Regions from separate parts of the Homo sapiens genome. Here region 2 is linked to region 1. Evidence: read pairs that join two places in POLR2A ChIA-PET (ENCODE). Cell type or tissue: MCF 10A. All regions are shown on one strand. Links, peaks and the distances in the headings refer to the core of each region. The heading gives the core; the rest is flanking DNA.

The links. Peaks named below come from ENCODE experiments on the same cell type or tissue, not always from the same donor. Only the 100,000 strongest peaks of a DNase experiment are listed, where the experiment ranks them.
Region 2: POLR2A ChIA-PET joins it to region 1 with 6 read pairs; 6 of 35 experiments call an interaction of 5 or more read pairs at or near these places.

Annotation. Positions count from the first base shown.
Region 1 is chr22:31,076,776-31,085,767 of GRCh38, forward strand. It overlaps SMTN (smoothelin), which reads left to right and starts at 4,543. Exons shown (of 21, transcript NM_134269.3): 1 at 4,543-4,681; 2 at 6,404-6,534. The coding sequence starts at 6,484. RefSeq lists silencers at 4,425-4,584, 7,983-8,262, 8,443-8,632 and enhancers at 7,663-7,732, 8,951-8,992. In MCF 10A, for the core only: no CTCF peak of the experiment used is centred there; DNase peaks (open chromatin) are centred at 4,156 and 4,456.
Region 2 is chr22:31,243,761-31,252,752 of GRCh38, forward strand. All of the region lies in intron 2 of LIMK2 (LIM domain kinase 2), which reads left to right. Among named protein-coding and RNA genes, the nearest start is that of LIMK2, 36 kb to the left of the region's middle. RefSeq lists enhancers at 3,733-4,623, 4,624-5,513. In MCF 10A, for the core only: no CTCF peak of the experiment used is centred there; a DNase peak (open chromatin) is centred at 4,561.

The DNA of each region.
Region 1 (8,992 bases), core at 2,939-5,438:
CCAAGATTCAGGTGCTATGTTCAGAAGTAGAGAGAAGGGTTTGCTGGGATCCCACACTGACAGGTTGGTAAAATATTCATTCTCGGACTGGACTCTGGAGCCAAAATACCCTCAGCCCCTGAGCTGCTCCAGATACTCCCTACTCTGCCAGTCCAGAGCTGAACCTGGAAGAATCTAGACCCTTCTTGTTACAGTTTTTTGCCCTAGGAGGGCCTGAAGGAGGCGAGTCAAACCCCCTCATTTTACAGATGGGCAGACTGAGGCCCAGGTCTCCCCAGTGCTCAGGCGTCATCCAAGTGGAGCTTCCAAATGGTGGATGGTAGAATATGGTGATTAAGAACAAATGTTCTGGCCGGGCGCAGTGGCTCACGCCTGTAATCCTAGCACTTTGGAAGGTCAAGGCAGGCGGATTTCTTGAACCCAGGAGTTCGAGACTAGCCCCGGCAACATAGGGAGACCCTTGTCTCTACAAAAAATAAAAAAATTAGCCAGGCATGGTGGCACGTGTCTGTAGTCCCACTGTGAGCCTGGGAGGTCAAGGCTGCAGTGAGCCATGGTTGTGCCACTCCACTCCAGCCTGGGCGACAGAGTGAGACTCTGTCTCAAAAACAAAACAAAACAAAAAAAAAAACAACAAAAGAACGAGGGTTCTGAGCCTGTCTCCTTATCTGTATAATGGTGGTCCTACCTCACAGGACTCAAGCTGTGAAGGTCATAGTGGTAACAAAATTGCCACACATGTAGTATAAGCATGATCAGGAGCCAGTGTCCAACCCATCAGGTAGCAATTACATAGTGTCCCACCATGAGCCTAGACCCCCACTCCCTGCGCCCAGGCATCAGGGACTCCCAGAAGTCTAAAGAGGTCCAGGCTGGCACATCCAGAACTCTCTCCTTCCTGTTCCAGCCCCTTGCCTCTCCTTTGTCTGTGAGGCTGGGTCTCCTGGAATTCACTGCTGCCCAGTGGGCATCTGAGGCCCCTTCTCCTCCTGCAGGGCCAGAAGTTTGCCTGGCACTGTTGCCCAGAGAACACAGCGGCTGGATGACATCCTGGAGATGATGGCCTTGCCAAACTGGTTTCCCAGCAGGTCCTCAGTCCCACTCCGAGGGCTGCTGGCCATGACCTAGGACGCATCCAGTTCTGCACATAAGGAGGAAGGTCATACCCCTTGGATCCAGCCAACCCCAACAAGAACCATCCACCTCTAGGGGCTCCATTCTCCAGCCTCACCTGCCTGTCTGTTGCCCAACAAGGTCGTCACAATCCTACTTCCGTTCCTTTGCTAATGCTGTTCCCGTCTCCAGAATGACAGTGCTGTCCTGGGGAGAGAGGCTTAGAGAGCCCAAGGCACAGCTCCTCCATTGTGCATATGAGCAAGTTGAAGCTCCAAGAGGGCCAACCCTTACCTAGGGTTGGAGCCAGGGGTAAGACACCCATCACCCTTCTTGCCTCCTGACCCAAGGCCTGGGCTTTCTCTGAAGGACCCTGACTGGGTGGAGGGTTAGCCAGGGTGACTTAGGGATGCAACACAGACAGCTTGGTAAAATAGTCATTCTCAGACTTGAGCTCTGGAGCAAAATATTACCCCTAGCCTCTGAGCTGCTCCAGCCACTTCCCATTCTGCCTTTCCAGGGTTGAACCTGGAAGAACCTAGAGTAGACCCTTTCTGTGACAGCCCCTTGCCCTAGGAAGGCTTGAAGCAGACCAGTCTAATCACCTCATTTTACAGGGGGCAGGCTGAGGCCCAGGCCTCTCTGGTGCCCACAAGATACATTCATCCTGCTCATCTGGCATTCAGAATCCTTGGCAAAGAGAACCACCCACATTTCCTGCTCCGCCCACAGCCTATCCTCCTCCTTTTCCCAGACTATTGGTCTTTGCTCACACTGTTCCTCTGCCACAAATGCCCTTTCATGCCTTTCCCCCTCTTCTATGTGGGATGAATTTTAAAAATTAGCTGGGCGTGGTGGTGTGTGCCTGTAGTCCTAGCCTCTTGGGAGGCTGAGATGGAAGGATTGCTTGAGCCAGGAGTTTGAGGCCATGGTAAGCTGTGATCATGCGACTGCACTCCAGCCTGTGGGACACAGCAAGACCCTGTCTCCAAAAAAAATAAAATAAAATAAAAACAAGTGTGACACACAGTTTATACACCACTTCCCTAAGAAGTCTTCCAGAGCTTCCCCCATCCTAGTGGCAGCAAAGTGGAGGGAAGGGGCTTCAGCATCAGGCAGAATTCCACTTTAGTCTGAATGCCTTTACTAGGCCAAGGTGCCTTCACCTCCCTGAGCTTCAGCTTCCTCTGTCGAATCAGAGTGTACCTATCTTGCACAGTGGTCACCTGGCAGTAGTGGGAGCCCCACGTCTGACATGCAACAGGTGTTCAGCAAATGCTGGGGCCCTCGTCACGGGATGTTTACTCTTTCCTCGGCTGTAGCTGTAAACTTCCCTAGCACTGTACCGGACTGCCCTTTGATCTCTAGATCACCCCCACTCCCTTGCAGAGAGGAAGACAGAGGCAGGCGGGTATGTCTGGAGGTGGACCCAGGCACTAAGGGCTTGAAGGGGCAGGACCCACACATCCCTTCCATAGGGCCAAGGGCTAGTGAGCGCATGTGCCAGACAGTAAATCCAAGCATGGAGGAACTCACCTGTACCATTCCTCCTAGCCTACAGTAGGGCAGGGAGAAAGGAGGGCATTAGCACAAAGCAGGCCATTCATTGGAGCTGGTGACCGCCATTCAGGCAGGCCCTGAAAATCAGAGGTGGCCTAGGTGTGCCCTGCATGAAGGGGAGGTCCCAAGGGACGCGTGAATTTTGAAGTATTCAGAATTGGTCTTAGAGGGCGCCTGACCCTCGTTCTGGATAATAACATGGCATCTCGCCCAGGTAGAGAAAGCCTAGGACCTTGAAATATGTCCTCCGAAGTGAGCTCTGTTTGCCTCTCCTGCTGTGTAGCATTGACAAGTCGCTTTCTTCTGTGCCTTGATTTTCTTTTTTCTTTTTTTGAGACAGAATCTTGCTCTGTCGCTTAGGCTGGAGTGCAGTGGCACAATCTCGGCTCACTGCAACCTCTGCCTCCAGGTTCAAGTGATTCTACTGCCTCAGCCTCCCAAGTAGCTGGGATTACAGGTGCATGCCACTTGCCCGACTAATTTTTGTATTTTTAGTAGAGACGGGGTTTTTGCCGTGTTGGCCAGGCTGGTCTCGAACTCCTGACCTTGGGTGATCCACCTGCCTTGGCATCCCAAAGTGCTGGGATTACAGGCATGAGCCACCGCACCTGGCCCGTGCCTTGGTTTTCTGATGTGTAAAATGGGACCACTTCTCAGGGGTGTGGGGATGAAATGAAATGACACATGGAAAAGACTCTCAGTGTGGAGACTGGGCCTTTCCTTAGATGGGGGCTGGGGGGTGTCACAGAGGACCTGAACCGGGGCTCTTCTGGGTTAACAGGCTGAAACCACCTCCCCAGAATCCCACATTATAGTGGTTAAAAGCAGGGTCTGGACTCAGAAGGTGCTGGGTATGAATCACAGCTTTACTACTTATCAGCTGTTGTCCTCATCTGTAAAATGGGGCAATAGTCATGGTCTCATGTGCTTGTTATGGGCATTATATGCCTGGTACATGGCAAGTACAAAATAAATGATTTGTTATTGTTTTTATTTGACAGGACTCCAGACCCCATCCTCCCAACTCCACCCACTTTAGTCTCCATGGAGACCCAAGGGCGGCTTTAGGGCCTCTGGCACTGAAGATGGAATAGCTTTGCCTTGTGGATCTGACCTCCTGGGTACCCTGGCTGATTCCTTGTTTGGTCTTGGACATGTCAGCTCTCTCTGGGCCTCAATTTCCCCCTTTTGCTGAATGACAGCCTGGACTCCATATTCCCTATTTAGGACTCCAGCGCTCCTAAAGGCAGACTCTCAGGGCTTGGAAGGTAGAAGCATGCTACAAGAAGGCAATGTCTGTTCAAAGGTGTGTGGGCTGGGGGAGGCGTGCTGTGTGATTGATTCTGCTCCACCTGAGATGGTCCCGGCACTCCAACACAGGGTCAAGGTGCTGCCAGTCACTCAGTCCCTGCTCTGAGGTGGCTCAGACCAGGTGTCCCGAAAGCAGCCTAGGGACGGCGGCCAAGCTTAAACACTGACGCGAGAAAGGGGTGGAGTCGAGGGAGGGGACGTGGTCTCAGGAACAAAGAGGAGGGCGGAGAGGGGCTGTCCTGAAGGCTCTGAGACTCCTACGACCCCAGGAAACTTACCTCGGCTCGGGGCGCCCCCCCCGACTTGGCGCAGAGCCTGCGTCCCCCTGCCGATGCCCACCCGACTCGCTAAAGCCACCGAGGCAGACGACCCCAAGACTCCCAATTTCCGACCTCCCTGGCCCGCGAGGGGCGGGGCCTTCCTCTCGGGGCGTGGCCGTCAAATTGAATTTTCCCAATGGGGCACGAGAGTGGGAGGTACCCAATCGAGGGTTGGCTGGCGCGTCGGGGCAGGGCGGGGCCAGCCGGGCTGCTGGCGCGGCTGGACGGGCAGCTCTCCGCAGAATCCAGGGGACGGTTGCTGAGCGGGCCTGGGACAGCGGGTCGCGGCACCTCCGGCCTGCGCGTGTCTAATCCGTCTGTCGGGTCCCGAAAGAGCTAAGCCGAGCCTGCGCCGGACGGGTGGGCTGGACTGAGAGGTGGGTGTGCGGACCTCGGGGGGGATCCTGGTGCTGCCCCAACGTGTCCGGGGGTGGAACCCGGATGTCTAGACAGGAGTTCTGGAACGTCCAGACCTGGGAGCCCCCACCCATACGAGAGGTCTAAGCCATGGGATAAAGTTATGAGACTGTTGGGGGAAGACGCCCCCGGATTCCTAAGAGACTCCACGCCCCACAGGGGCGCTAGTCTGTGGCGGCAGAAACCCTGGGGAAGCTGCCACAGAATCCTGAGGCCCCTCACAATGTCCGGCGACCCCAGACTGTGTGACAGGGAGATTGGAGAAGAGCAGCGGCAGGGATCTTCTTATAATCCCATGGGTGTCCTAGATTAGGCATTAGGGTCAGCTGCCCCATAGAAGAACAGACATGGGGGGAATCAGAATGTCCGCAGAACCTAAGGCTGGTGACCACTGGACAGTCTTGAAGAGGTTTAACCCAGACAGAGTAACTAGGTAAGAGGCAAGGATCCTAACAGGCAGAGATTGGGAGGTTGACACCTCTGAGCCTACCAGGATGGGAGGGGGAACAAGCAGTGACTTGAACAGGCTGGGACCCACACACCCCAACTGTGTGGAGCGGTAACCCTCACCCCCCACCCATGCACCGTATGGGGTGACTTCCCAAGTGACTGTTCTGAAGAGAGGGAAGGGATGATTGAAAGATGAATCAACAGGAGGTGGGGGGCAGGCCTGGGGCCACACATTAGTCAGTCACCATACATTAACTAAGCATCCACAGTGTGCCAGACCAGGGCCCCTCAAATTCCAGACAGACATTAGTTGGGGCTACAGGAGGAAGGAGAGATCTGCGCTGGGAGGCTGGGCCAGGATTTAGGGGTCCATTTTGATGGGCAGCACTGGGGCAAGATGGGGCTCTTGCCTCTGTCACTGAGAGTGTTCCAGGCCCTTGAGGGCACTTTGGAAGGGAGCTTCGGAAGCCGGAGATGACGAAGATTTTGATTACATCCTTCTCTGCCCTCTAAGTCTTTGGCTTCCTCCTTGCTCAGTGACAAATCCTTGGCCCTCTCCAATCTTCTCAGTTTGCCTGAAATCCAGGGGTTGGGCAGGTCAGCTTCTGAAAGCCCTTCCAGGTGGGGAATTGAATTCTGTATGAATTGGCAGGAGGTGCTGGGTGCCTGGACACCTGGCTTCAGGAGGTCTGGACAGCAGAGCTGGCTCCAAGAATCGGAAGACACAGTGTACCTTCCTATACCTGGGGGAATGACAGTGGTGGTGGCAGCAAGAACTACGGGTTCAGCCCACAGCCAGAAGCTGAGCCTGCGGAGTGGGTGGGGGCTGGGTAGGCCCTGTGGATGGGTGGGTGGGGCAGGAAACTGGAGACTGGAGTGCACCCCCTGGTGGTAAGCACAGCTTGGGTGGGTCTTGCCAGGCCCTGGCTTCTCAATCCAGGTCCCTGCCCTCCCTGTTTTGAGGTTTAGACAGGATGAGAGTCCATCCCAGGCCACACAGCAGACTGGCGGCCAAGCTGGCAGGGCTGGAACCAGAGACCCCCTACCCTGGGTTTGGTGAGTTTTCCAGCAAACCACCCTAGGGCAGAGGGCAGCTTCCAGCCAGGAGCCACATTATAGGATGGGACAGTAATGGACGCTCCTAGGTTAGAGAGGGAAAGTAAGGCACAGAGCCTAAGTGCCTGTGGTTTCTGGAAGCCCCAGCATGCCTGATTCATGTCTGTCCCCTGCAGAATTCTCTGAGCTGGTGACAGGTGCCACAGGCACTGGGGATCTCACCAGAAAGGAACCGACGGAGCTAGGGGCCAGCGAGATGGCGGACGAGGCCTTAGCTGGGCTGGATGAGGGAGCCCTTCGGAAGCTGGTAAGTGGCCCCATCACCCACTGTGGGGACAGGAAAGCCAAGCCAGAGAGGCAGGGTCAATCCAGGGTACCTCTCAGCTGACAGGAAGAAGTGATGGGGGAAAGGTCAGGAGGAGGGGGACATGGGAACAGGGGTAGGCCAGTTCCATGTGGCTGATGCAGAGGCCCTTGTGGCATGTGCCTGTCCATGCCTGGTACTGAAGCCTAGTCCCTCCCAACCCTCCACAGCCACCACCTGTTTAAACAGTAACTGCTGTAGACTCGCCCGTATGCAGCCACAGGTGTGGGGAGGCTGGATATGCCTCTCCAGAGCAATAGCTCGGGCAATGCCCACCCCTGGAAGCTGGCCCAGTGATAATGGTAGCAGCAATGATTAATAATGCCAAGGCCTGGCAGGGGGCAGGCTGGGTACTGGGTATACCATGTCACAGAATAATCACAGCAGCTCTGAAAGCCTGGGCACTGCGACTCAAGAGAGTTAAAATCACCTGCTCAAGGACACCCATCTAAGAAGGAGCTGTGCCAAAATCCCAACCCCATAGTGGGCCACGGGGGACCAGAGTCCTGGGAAAGTCAAGGCTGGACGAGGCCATAAGAGAGAGACAGGTTTTGTGGGCCCTTATGGATTCTGTGGCTTCTCATCTCATTTTTCTACTCTTGAGTCTCAGTTCCTCTACCTGTAAAATGAAGGGAGGGAGGGAGATGTGTTTGCACACAAGCTCTAGGTCCTAGAGTTGGCATGGGGACAGAATGAGGCATGGACCCAGATCTCAGGTGGAGGAAAGATGAGCCCACTCCATCCCCTTTCTTGTTCCTCTTCCTGAGAGCCCTGTCTACCTCCATGCACAGAGGCCGTAGGGCAACCCAGTGGGGCAGGGCTCCTTCCCCAACCCCAAAGGCCAGGCAGCCTGACCTGGAGGAGGGGCCAGAGGAGCTCCATCTCCTCAGTCCCTGACCCTTGTCCATGGGGGTAAATTAAAGATTTACTTTACCTAGAAGACAAGTGACCCACCCCACTCTCATACCTTCCCCCGCAGGCAGAGGCTGGAACCAACCAGCGTAGCCCAGCCACTGGGCAGTGCCCAGCTGCTGCCATGACCTCCCCAAGGCACTCTGCCTGTATGTTCTCGGACCAGCGCATTAGACTCTCTGGGTGTCTGCCTCTCCACTATCACCGCAGGATGTGTGCAGCCTGGAGGGGATGAGGTTAGGTTTCCAAAGGTGCCCGCCAGTCAGTTCGACCTTCCCTCAGGAAGTCCAAGTCCCAGTGGGGGTCGTAGAGGCAGCACAGTCCAAAAAGAGGGAATGCCAGGCCTGGTTCCCGCACATCCTCATCTCAAGGTATCCACAGGCAGGCTCAGGGTTCTTCAGCCGCCACCTCCCTCTCTTAAGCGAGGCTCGGGCGGCGCTGGAAAAGAGTTTTGGAGAGAAGCTGGAGCAGTGGTTGAATCTCTGGGAAAGGACAGATGAGAACCTGCCCCGGTCTCGGGATCGGTGCCTCTCGAAGTCTTTCCGACCCCGGGAGCGGCTCCTCCAGCACCCGGCGCCCGCCATTACTGCGCCCCGCGCGCCGGCCCGGCCCCCGCTGGCCTCGTGGCAAGAACGGGGGCGTCCCGAGCCGGGCTCCTCCCCGCGGGGCCGGGCCATATAAGGAAAAGCTAGGCCCGCTCCGCCCGCCCTGCGCCCCAGCGTCTGGCCGATTTGGGGACGCGGGCAGTCGCTTCCGGCCCCGGCTCCCGCACATTCTTGAGGATTGGGCCGGGGATGGGAGGAATGGGGACGCCTGGGGACTTGCACGCCGCGTGCCCCTCCACCACCCGCCGGGACGCCCTCTGCCTCGGTCCCGAGTTCGAGTTCGACCTCCGCCACTCAGCTGGGTGTCCTGGGGACCTTGGTTTCTTCCCTTTAGATCCGGACACTGAAGCAGGCGGTAGCGGGTGTCTTCCTACCTGGCTACCCCTTCGGCGCCTAGCGCGAGGCAGGGTGGGCGAGGCGAGGGCGGCGCCCTGCGAGGGAGGGCGGTCGCAGAACCTGCGGGCCTTCAGCGCCCCCTGGCGAGGCTTCCCTCCACCGCCGGCGGGACCCCCATGGGCAACCGGGGGAGCTGGGACTGAAAGCCTGGAGAGCCCCCTCCGTTGTGCTGTTGGGGAGACTGAGGCCCAGTGAGACCTCAGGGCCTGCCAGGCGTTCCCAACAGCGAGGGCAGAGAGTACACGGAGAGCCGGCTCCCCAGGGGGAGGAAGCACCCTCTTTCCTCCCGGGAGAATTTCACTGGGCAGTTTCGGAAACCGCCCCATCCCCTTCCCCTTCCCCCTCGGTAGACAATGGCGCTTTGTACTTCCTTCCCTCCCTCCCACAGCTCCCTCCTTACACAGCGGTGGGGCCTGGGCGGGTGGAACTCGGGACACACAGAGGAGACACTGTGGTCCAACCTTTGCCTCCAGGCCCAAAGGGAAGGG
Region 2 (8,992 bases), core at 3,189-5,688, 170 kb after region 1:
GAAGAGCAGTTTTCTATCCAGGACCAGTTTCCAAGGGTGGGAGGGTGAAATATATCCTCCAGTGTGACATTTCATCTCCCAGTGATGGGTGGCTTGGGCCCTTTGAAGTTGGCTCTGAGGAACCACACACTTGGGTCTGAGCAGCCAGCAGCTTATCACATCTGGTGATCAATCCTTCAAAGGTTCCTCCTGAAGTCTGAATTTTTGGAGGTCAAATGGATTCCACCTGGGAGGGGCTTCTGCTTCAACTCAGGACATGGGGAGAAGGCTGTTCCTCTTCCAGGGGGAGGCAGTTTTCATGGCATTGAGATGTCCTCTCACTTATTCCCCACCCACCCACCAAGTCCTTTGTAAGAGGAGTAGGGGGAGAGGAGAGCGCCTGCAGCCTCCTGCTCACATTCCTAGACACCGACTCACTGAGCCCGTCGCCGCTGGAACAGCAGAGCTGTGTGAAATGTCAAGAGGAGTTATGCTCATAGGCTCCCTGGCCTCAGTCTCTTTGTGGCTTGCATATTCTTCCATTAGTACTGTGTTCATCACATGGAAATCAGAGGGTACAATTAAAAGATAATTTGCTAGTCCCAGACTTAATTTGGGGCCCCCTTCTTGCCTGATTGAATTACAGGGGAACATAATAGATTTTTGGTGAGAAATAGTTGTCTGTGTGGCTGGGAGAAAGATTGCTCCCAGCTCTCCAGCTGGGCAGCCCTTTCAGTATCCCGTATGTTATTTCCCCACTTCCAGCCCACCTCACCTCCTCTGTGGCCCTTGTGTGTCCCCTCGGCTAGGATCCTGACCTCCTGCTCAAGAGTTTAAACTCAACTTGAGACCCAAGGAAAATAGAGAGCCCTCTGCAACCTCATAGGGGTGAAAAATGTTGATGCTGGGAGCTATTTAGAGACCTAACCAAGGCCCAGACAGAGAGAGTGACTTGCTAAAGGCCACATAGCTAGCCCACAGTAGTTGTAACAATAGTCTTAATGATATTAATGGCTAACATTTATCAACCTTTAATGTGTCCCAGACTTTGTGCCAAGGGCTTACATGCAGTGCATTGTCGCATTCAAACCCAGACAGTCTGGCTCTGGGCCCAGGCTGAGCTTTGGTATAGCATGGTAGAACGTTGTCTATAATGTCTAGTCTGGGTTCAAATCCTGGCTTCACTTCTCACATTTACAGCTGAGTGACCTCAGGCAAGTGATTTAACCTCCCTGTACCTCAGTTGCTTTATCTGTAAAGAGAAAAATCACAGCACTGTGGAATAGTGGGGGTTAAAATTCATTCATACAAGTAGTGCTGCAAGCAATGTTTAATACAGGGTGAGCACCTGTTCAGTGCTTCCTTCTTCTGGCTGCCTCTGGGGCTAGAGTGTGGTGTCTTCGTGGTATAGATAGATAGATATGGCTGAGCTCTGCACAAACACCAAGAGCTGTTCTTCACTATTAGAGGTAGTAAACAGAGTGGTTGAGCTCTGTGGTTCTAGAACAGAGGCCGGCAAGCTATGGCCCATTGCCTATTTTAATACGGCCTGTGATTGATTGATTTTTTTTTTCTTTTTGAGACAGAGTTTCACTCTTGTTGCCCAGGCTGGAATGCAATGGCACGAACTCAGCTCACCGCAACCTCTGCCTCCTGGGTTCAAGCGATTCTCCTGTCTCAGCCTCTCGAGTAGCTGGGATTACAGGCATGTGCCACCACGCCTGGCTAATTTTTGTATTTTTAGTAGAGACAGGGTTTCTCCATGTTGGTCAGGCTAGTCTCGAACTTCCAACCTCAGGTGATCTGCCCGCCTCAGCCTTCCAAAGTGCTGGGATTACAGGCGTGAGCCACCATGACTGGCCTGATTGACTGATTTTTTTAGTAGAGATAGGGTCTTGGTTTGTTACCCAGGCTGGTCTCAAACTTCTGGCTTCAAGCAGTCCTCCCTCCTTGGCCTCTCGAATGCTGGGATTATAGGCATGAGCCACTATGCCTGGCCTATATGACCTGTGATTTTTAATGGTTAGGGGAAAAAAAGCAAAAGAATGCTTTGTGACATGTGGAAATTACATGAAACTCAAATATCAGTGTCCCAGCCTGGGCAACAAAGTGAGACCCTGTCTCTACAAAAAATAAAAAAAAATAAGCCAGGGCCGGGCGCAGTGGCTCACACCTATAATCTCAGCACTTTGGGAGGCCGAGGCAAGTGGATCACCTGAGGTCAGGAGTTCAAGACCAGCCTGACCAATATGGTGAAACCCTGTCTGTACTAAAAACACAAAAATTAGCCGAGCATGGTGGCATGCGCCTGTAGTCCCAGCTACTTGGGAGGCTGAGACAAGAGAATTGCTTGAACCTGGGAGGCGGAGGTTGCAGTGAGCCAAGATCGCGACACTACACTGCAGCCTGGGCAACAGAGCGAGACTCCGACACACGCACGCACGCACACACACACACACACACACACACACACACACGCTGGGTATGGTGGCCAGCACGTGTGGTCCCAGGATGCACTGGAGGCTTAGGTAGGAGGATCACTTGAGCTTAGGTGGTTGAGACTACAATGAACCATGTTTATACCACTGCACTTTAGCCAGGGCAACAGTGTGAGACTGAATCTCAAAAGAAAAAAAAAAAAAAGAAAAAAATCTTTCCATAAGTAAATATCTGTTGGAACATAGCCATGTCCCTTAGTTTATGTTTTATATATGGCTGCTTTTGCCCTATAATGACACAATTGAGTGGCCACGACAGTCTGTATGGCCTGCAGAGCCTAAGATATTTGCTCTCTGGCCCTTTACAGAAAAAGTGCCTTGACCTGTGCTCTAGAGCCATATGTACCAGGTTTGAAACTCAGCCTCACAGCTGGGTGTGATGGCACGCATCTGTAGTCCCAGCTACTCTGGAGGCTGAGGTGAGAGGATCACTTGAGTCCAGAAGGTCGAGGTCAAGATTGTAGTGAGCCATGATGGCATCACCGCACTCCAGCCTGAGTGACAGAGAGAGACCCTGACTCAAAAAAAAAAAAACAAAAAAAAAAAACACCCTCACCACTTATCAGCTATTTGTCTTGAGAATAGTGACATAACCCCTCAGAACCTATTTCCTAATCTGTTAAATGAGGCTGATGACGTTTCCTCCTTTTACTGGCAATTTAAACATGATGGATAATAAATGCTAAGCACTTAACACAGGGCCTAGAAGATATTAACTGCTCAATAAATGGTAGCTTCTTAACAGTATTCAAACCCATGTGCTCTTATCACATGCATTGTTGTCCCTGTGTCCAGTTGGTGGAATGGGAAAAGGCTCCCTTGTAACCCCATCTACCATCTTTATCAGACTTTCCTGCCATGGTTCACAGTAAGAGATAGAAGCTGCACGGTGACTTCTGGCTCTTTACAATGGTGAGCGGTGTGTGCCTGGTAAGGGAGAGCTGATGTCACTGCCCCAAATCCAGTAGTGAGATCTGAGTGTTCTGGTTTCCTCCAGCAGCCTTGCTTTTTCCTTTACAATCCTGCAGGCAGGGAGACAAGGGCTTTCTACATGGTAGGCTCTGGTTTGGTCATCGTCACAACTGGGGGCTGTTCAGGTGGGCTCCCATTCCAGATACCTAGGCTTATCAATCCCTTTTGGCACCCCAGGCCTTTTTCTCCCTCATGCCCCATTTTTCAGTTTGAAAAGCATGGTTATCACAGGACAAGTAGAAGAAGCTCCACTGTCCACTGAGGCCAATGGATGGTGTTCTGCATGTGAACACTCAGTGAATAGTGAGTGAATGAGAGTAACCTGGGCTCCATCCTATTTGCAGAGAGCTTTGGAAAAGATTTTTCTCCTTAAAGAGCCAGAATGAAGCCTGGTAGTGGGAGAGCTCCAGCTCTAGAGTCACATGAGCCTACATTTAAATTCCAGCCCTGCCACTGACTCCCTTTTTGACCTTGAGTGAGTTACCTAATCTCTCTGTACCTCACTTTTCTTGTCTGTAGAGTGGGAATAATTCCTGTCTCAGAGAAATAAAAGAGTGCATATAGTGTTTGCCACATGGAGACACATCAGGTGTAGGTTAATACTCTGGGCCTTGTTTCCTTATTTGCAACACAGCCCTGCCCTGGAGTGGAAGTGGCACCTCCCATTGGTCAGCTCTTGAGGCTGTCCCCAGGACAGGCAGAGGGAGGGAATGAATGGGAGCCCTAGTGCCAGGACAGAACAGATGGCAGCTCAGAGCTAGGATGGCTCTCTGGACCTGTCTCTCCTACCAGAGGTCCCCCCGTCTGGTGTGGCTCTTCCTGGACCTGGCATCCTCTGCTTTTTTTTTTTTTCCACCTCCAAGCAGAATTACTGTCCTGTAGGCAGCTCCTCTGCTTGAGGACATCTGGGGCCAGATATGTTCACACTCTATCCTGCCTTGCCCTTCCCTGAGCTCAGGATGGACGCTCAATTGGTCCCAGTTATTGTCTGCAGCGCCTGCCTGCAGCCTCGATCCAGCCCAGCTCCACCCCTTGCCTGCAAGGTCTGTTTCCTAACAGCTGCTCCAACCACACACCTCGGTTCTGCGGGAGCCCCTCCTCTTCCTCCCTCCCTCCCTCATTCAGGGGTGGGACTGAAGAAGAAGGCTAACTTGACAGCAGCGCTTCTTTCTTAGCTAGTCACCGGCCCCTGCTCAAGAATGCCAGTGTGTGTGTAGCCTCCACAGAGAGGTCGTTTTCTCGGAGTCCAGAGGGGCCGCCTGAGCTTCTGAGAACTAGGGAGGAGCCATCCCAGCCATGAGCCCCTGTGGGAATCTGCTGGGGGCCAAGTGGCCTGGAGTCCTCAGGCTCCCGCAGCTGCTCCGGAGGGAGAGGTGAGCTCAGGGCAGCCTGCCTGCAGCCAGAGGTGCCGGGAGCCCCGGGCCTGTCATGGTGGCCATCTACAGCCGGCCTGAGGCAGTCACAGACGGATTTGCAGCTGAGCCTGTCTATCTGGTGTGGGAAGAAGATGGGGAGTTACTTGTCAGTCCCGGCTTACTTCACCTCCAGAGACCTGTTTCGGTGAGTTGGTCTCCGAGTTCCCCTCTCCATCTCTCCTGGCCCCTGGTCCTGAGAGGAGGGTGGTCTCCCTAAATCTCCTTCTCACTTAGTCCTTTACCATCGGTTCTGCCGGGCAGAAGCCAGCGGAGGTTATACCCAAGGAGAATCGGCCTTGTGAGGTACCCCCATTATGTCCTGGAAGTGGTGAGGGGAGGGATATACCCAGAAGGAACTTCTTAGGGAGCTCCAGCTCCCCTTCTATCCCAGACAAACCTGAAGGAGCCTCCAAAAGATGCCACTGACCTGCCCATTGTAGATGTTACTGCTTCCGGGGGGAATAGCCCAAATAGAGTGCTGTTTCCAGCTCTCACATGTCTTACCTGCGGGCCATGCTGCCTGCCCAGGAATTTGTCCCAACAAGCAGGATGGGCAGGTTTTGCCAAACTGTGGAAACTGGCAAGTCCTGGGTGTGGGTAGCCTGGTACACAGTAGGCACCTTATAAACGTTTGTTCTCTTAATGGCAGGCACATTTGCCTCTGGCCTTGAAGGGCTTCTGAGCTCCCAGGTGAATGTAGTTGCTGGGGAAAGACCTGGGCGAGTGCTTCTAAGACTGGAGCAATGGGCTTTAGAGTGTTCCTGAGCTGCTGGGCCAGCCCCCACACCTCCTCAGTCCCTAGGCCTAAGTACCTCCACGAGCCTCTCTCTGTGGGGCTTCTCAGAGGGAGATGTGGAAACTCTACCTCTAACCTGGCTTTCTTTGCTCATTGCCCCACTCCACCTCCCATAGAAACTCCCCAGGGGGTTTCTGGCCCTCTGGGTCCCTTCTGAATGGAGCCATTCCAGGCTAGGGTGGGGTTTGTTTTCATTCTTTGGGAGCAGCCTGTTGTTCCAAAAAGGCTGCCTCCCCCTCACCAGTGGTCCTGGTCGACTTTTCCCTTCTGGCTTCTCTAAGCTAGGTCCAGTGCCCAGATCTTGCTGCCGGGATACTAGTCAGGTGGCCAGGCCCTGGGCAGAAAAGCAGTGCACCATGTGGTTTTGTGGAATGACCGGACCCTGGTAGATTGCTGGGAAGTGTCTGGACAGGGGGAAGGGGGAAGGGAACTGGTCCTCAATGCTGACTCTACCAAGCGCCCTGCTAGACACTTTATCCTTTAATCTCTCAACAGCCTAAAGAGATTATATATCCCCATTTTACAGATGAGGCAACCAGTTTCAACAGAGTTAACATATGGAGCCTCACTGGGCAGCTTTTTCTGTCTTCCTGACTTTCTCTCATCCTTCAGGGGGCTGCAGGTTTGTTTTCTTCTCCTAGTGGAGAGGAAATTCTCAGGTTTGTTTTCCTCTCCTAGCAGAGAGTAAAAAAAGGGATAGTTTGCCTGACTTGTTGAAGGTGTGGCTGAGATTGTTTTCTAAAGAGCCAATGGAAATTGATCTTGAGTTTAGGAGAAAGCTTTTACATGTGGAATTAAGATGCCAAGTGTTGAAGTAGCCACATTTCAGGTCCTCATTAATTTCTCTTAATCCTGGGAAGGCAGCTTAGGAGAAGGGTTGTTCCTTTAGGAGCCAGGAACTATACCCCTTTTACCCTTGGAGAGGCAGGGAAGCCAGGGAGGACACAACTTCTCAGGAAGAGGAGAAGCTAGAGCAGATAGTGAACTCTCAACCTGAACCTTTAAGGGCCAGACCACTAATGCCACCCAAGTCCACCTGCCGTTTGTCTTGTTCTGTCCCAGGCTTTCTGGAGAACCTGATCTTCTTGCCCCTACCCCCAAGCTCCGTTTGCCCAGCTAGAGTCTGGGGGGTACTGACTGACTTTCGTAGACATTCTTCCCTTCCCCAAATAAGAGGCCACATTCCTGAAGTCACTTCTGAAGAGATAGCTGCCACACAGGGCTCTTTCCCCCCAGGGAGGGACCACCCAGACCCTCTGCTCTCCCAGGTATCCGTTACCACATCACTACCTGGTCAGAAAGCTGTTTCTGCCATTAGCCCCTCCCTCTTTTATTATAGGATATCCTCAAGGGCTCCTCTTTGGGCCTCAGTTTCATCCTTGGCAGAAAGTAGAAGCTAGACTTCTTGGGCTCCTGAACAGGGTCCTTGCTGGATTCTGTGAAACAAATTAAGTTCTTGACCCTAGGCCTCTGGGGGAGTACAAAGTCTATGGGAGTTCTGGGGCTGTGGTTGCAAGGAAAGTGACGCAACCAGATTCCATGGGGACATGATCAGGCGTGACATGTGAGGGAGGAAGAGGGAGCAAGGGAATGAAGAATACAACTTCTGTGTCCCATACACCCCTGCCTGACAGGCCATACATACTCAGCAGAGAATGCACTGTCTTTCCTACCACACTAGCGTGAGAAGTGAGCTGCAATTACCACTGTGCTTCCAAGTAAGAAAATACCTCAAATTGGAATTTACAAAAGAGGTAAATTAGGGAGTGGCTTTTGTCGGACATCTTTAAAGCATTTTTCTTTTTATAGAATTTCACTTAATGTCCAATACTGATTTAATGAGCTTGGGTTTACACATTATCTCTTGAAGAAAACAAATGAACCTTTGTGTTCCAAAGCAATCCATGTTTAAAGGGAAAAAATTATGCATAACTCTGCCCAGCTTCACAGTAACCTTTGGCAGGTGCCTTAGGTCCTCTGGGACTCTTTTCCTTATCTGAAAAATGAAGGACTTGGATCAGGTGAATGGTTCCCAGCTCTGCAACTTATGTGGCTCCTCAGAGGCACACAAGCTCTTTTCCATTATTTGCCAAATAATGGAGGCCCTGTCTTTAACTGCAGTACAACTACACAAAATACTTGAAACTACAGTCTTCCTGGTTTTTGGTTGGAACTGAATCAGTGCACTCTAGCAACACTTATTTCTTGCTGTTCGTAGGCTTCATTATGTGTTTGGTTAATTTTTTAAAACAACAATAACATATTCCATAATAATTACAGCTTAATTGGCAGACTGTTTCAGTCTATAGGATCTGCAGGAAGGAGGAGTAATAAAGGGATTTTTGACTGAGCTCTTATGGAACAGAGTCTCTCTAGGCCCCTGTCATATCTGCCCTTCTGGGCCCTGGGGAAAAGTTGGCATCCCCAGTTGTGGTGCTCTCCAGGTGCCCTCAGGCTGTGGTGGAGGGAGCTTCCCATTCTCTCCTTCAGCCCACTCAATTCAGAGGCTAGGGGCTGAAAGAAGCTTCTCTACAACTGGCTGTTCACTGGGAGGTTAAGGGATGACCATCCAGCCAGGCCTTCCTCAGGACATGGGAGGGCTTATGCTTTAACATGTGTAAATCCACTGCAATAATGACTGGTTCTTTTACCCCATAAGGTTGAGAATTTACCTGTAAACATTTTTGTCTGAAGAATTTGGATGTAAGTGAGGGCTGGGCCTCTATCTTATCTCACTTGGCTTCTCTCAGCACAGCACCTTGCCTGCTTGTTCTTACACATCCTAGATGCACAGTAACTATTTCCTAATTATTAGAAATCTATTAGAATCAATTGATTTCAGCTGGGCTTGGTGGCTCCTTCCTGTAATCCCAGCACTTTGGGAGGCCAAGGCTGGAGGATCACCTGAGTCCAGGAGTTTAAGACCAGCCTGGGCAACATAGGGAGACCCTGTCTCTACAAAAAATAAAAAATTAGCCAGGCATGGTGGTGTGCACCTGTAGTCCCAGCTACTCAGGAGGCTGAGGCAGGAGGATCTCTTGAGCCTGGGAGGTCAGACTACAGTGAGCAATGATTGTGCCACTGCACTCCAGCCTGGGTGACAGAGTAAGACTCTGTCTCTTAAAAAAAAAAAAAAAAAGTTGATTTCTATTTGGATAGATAAATAAAGGTCATTTTAGGACCTTTCTTTTTCACTTACAGAAATCTGTTTCATTCTGGGCTGAGAAGCAGGTCCATATTGCTAGGCATAGGAGAAAAAGGGGTCTGTCTGCATTTGCCCTTGGTGGTCTCAAATTGGGGAGGGAAAGAAATGAACACTTACTGGCTACCTT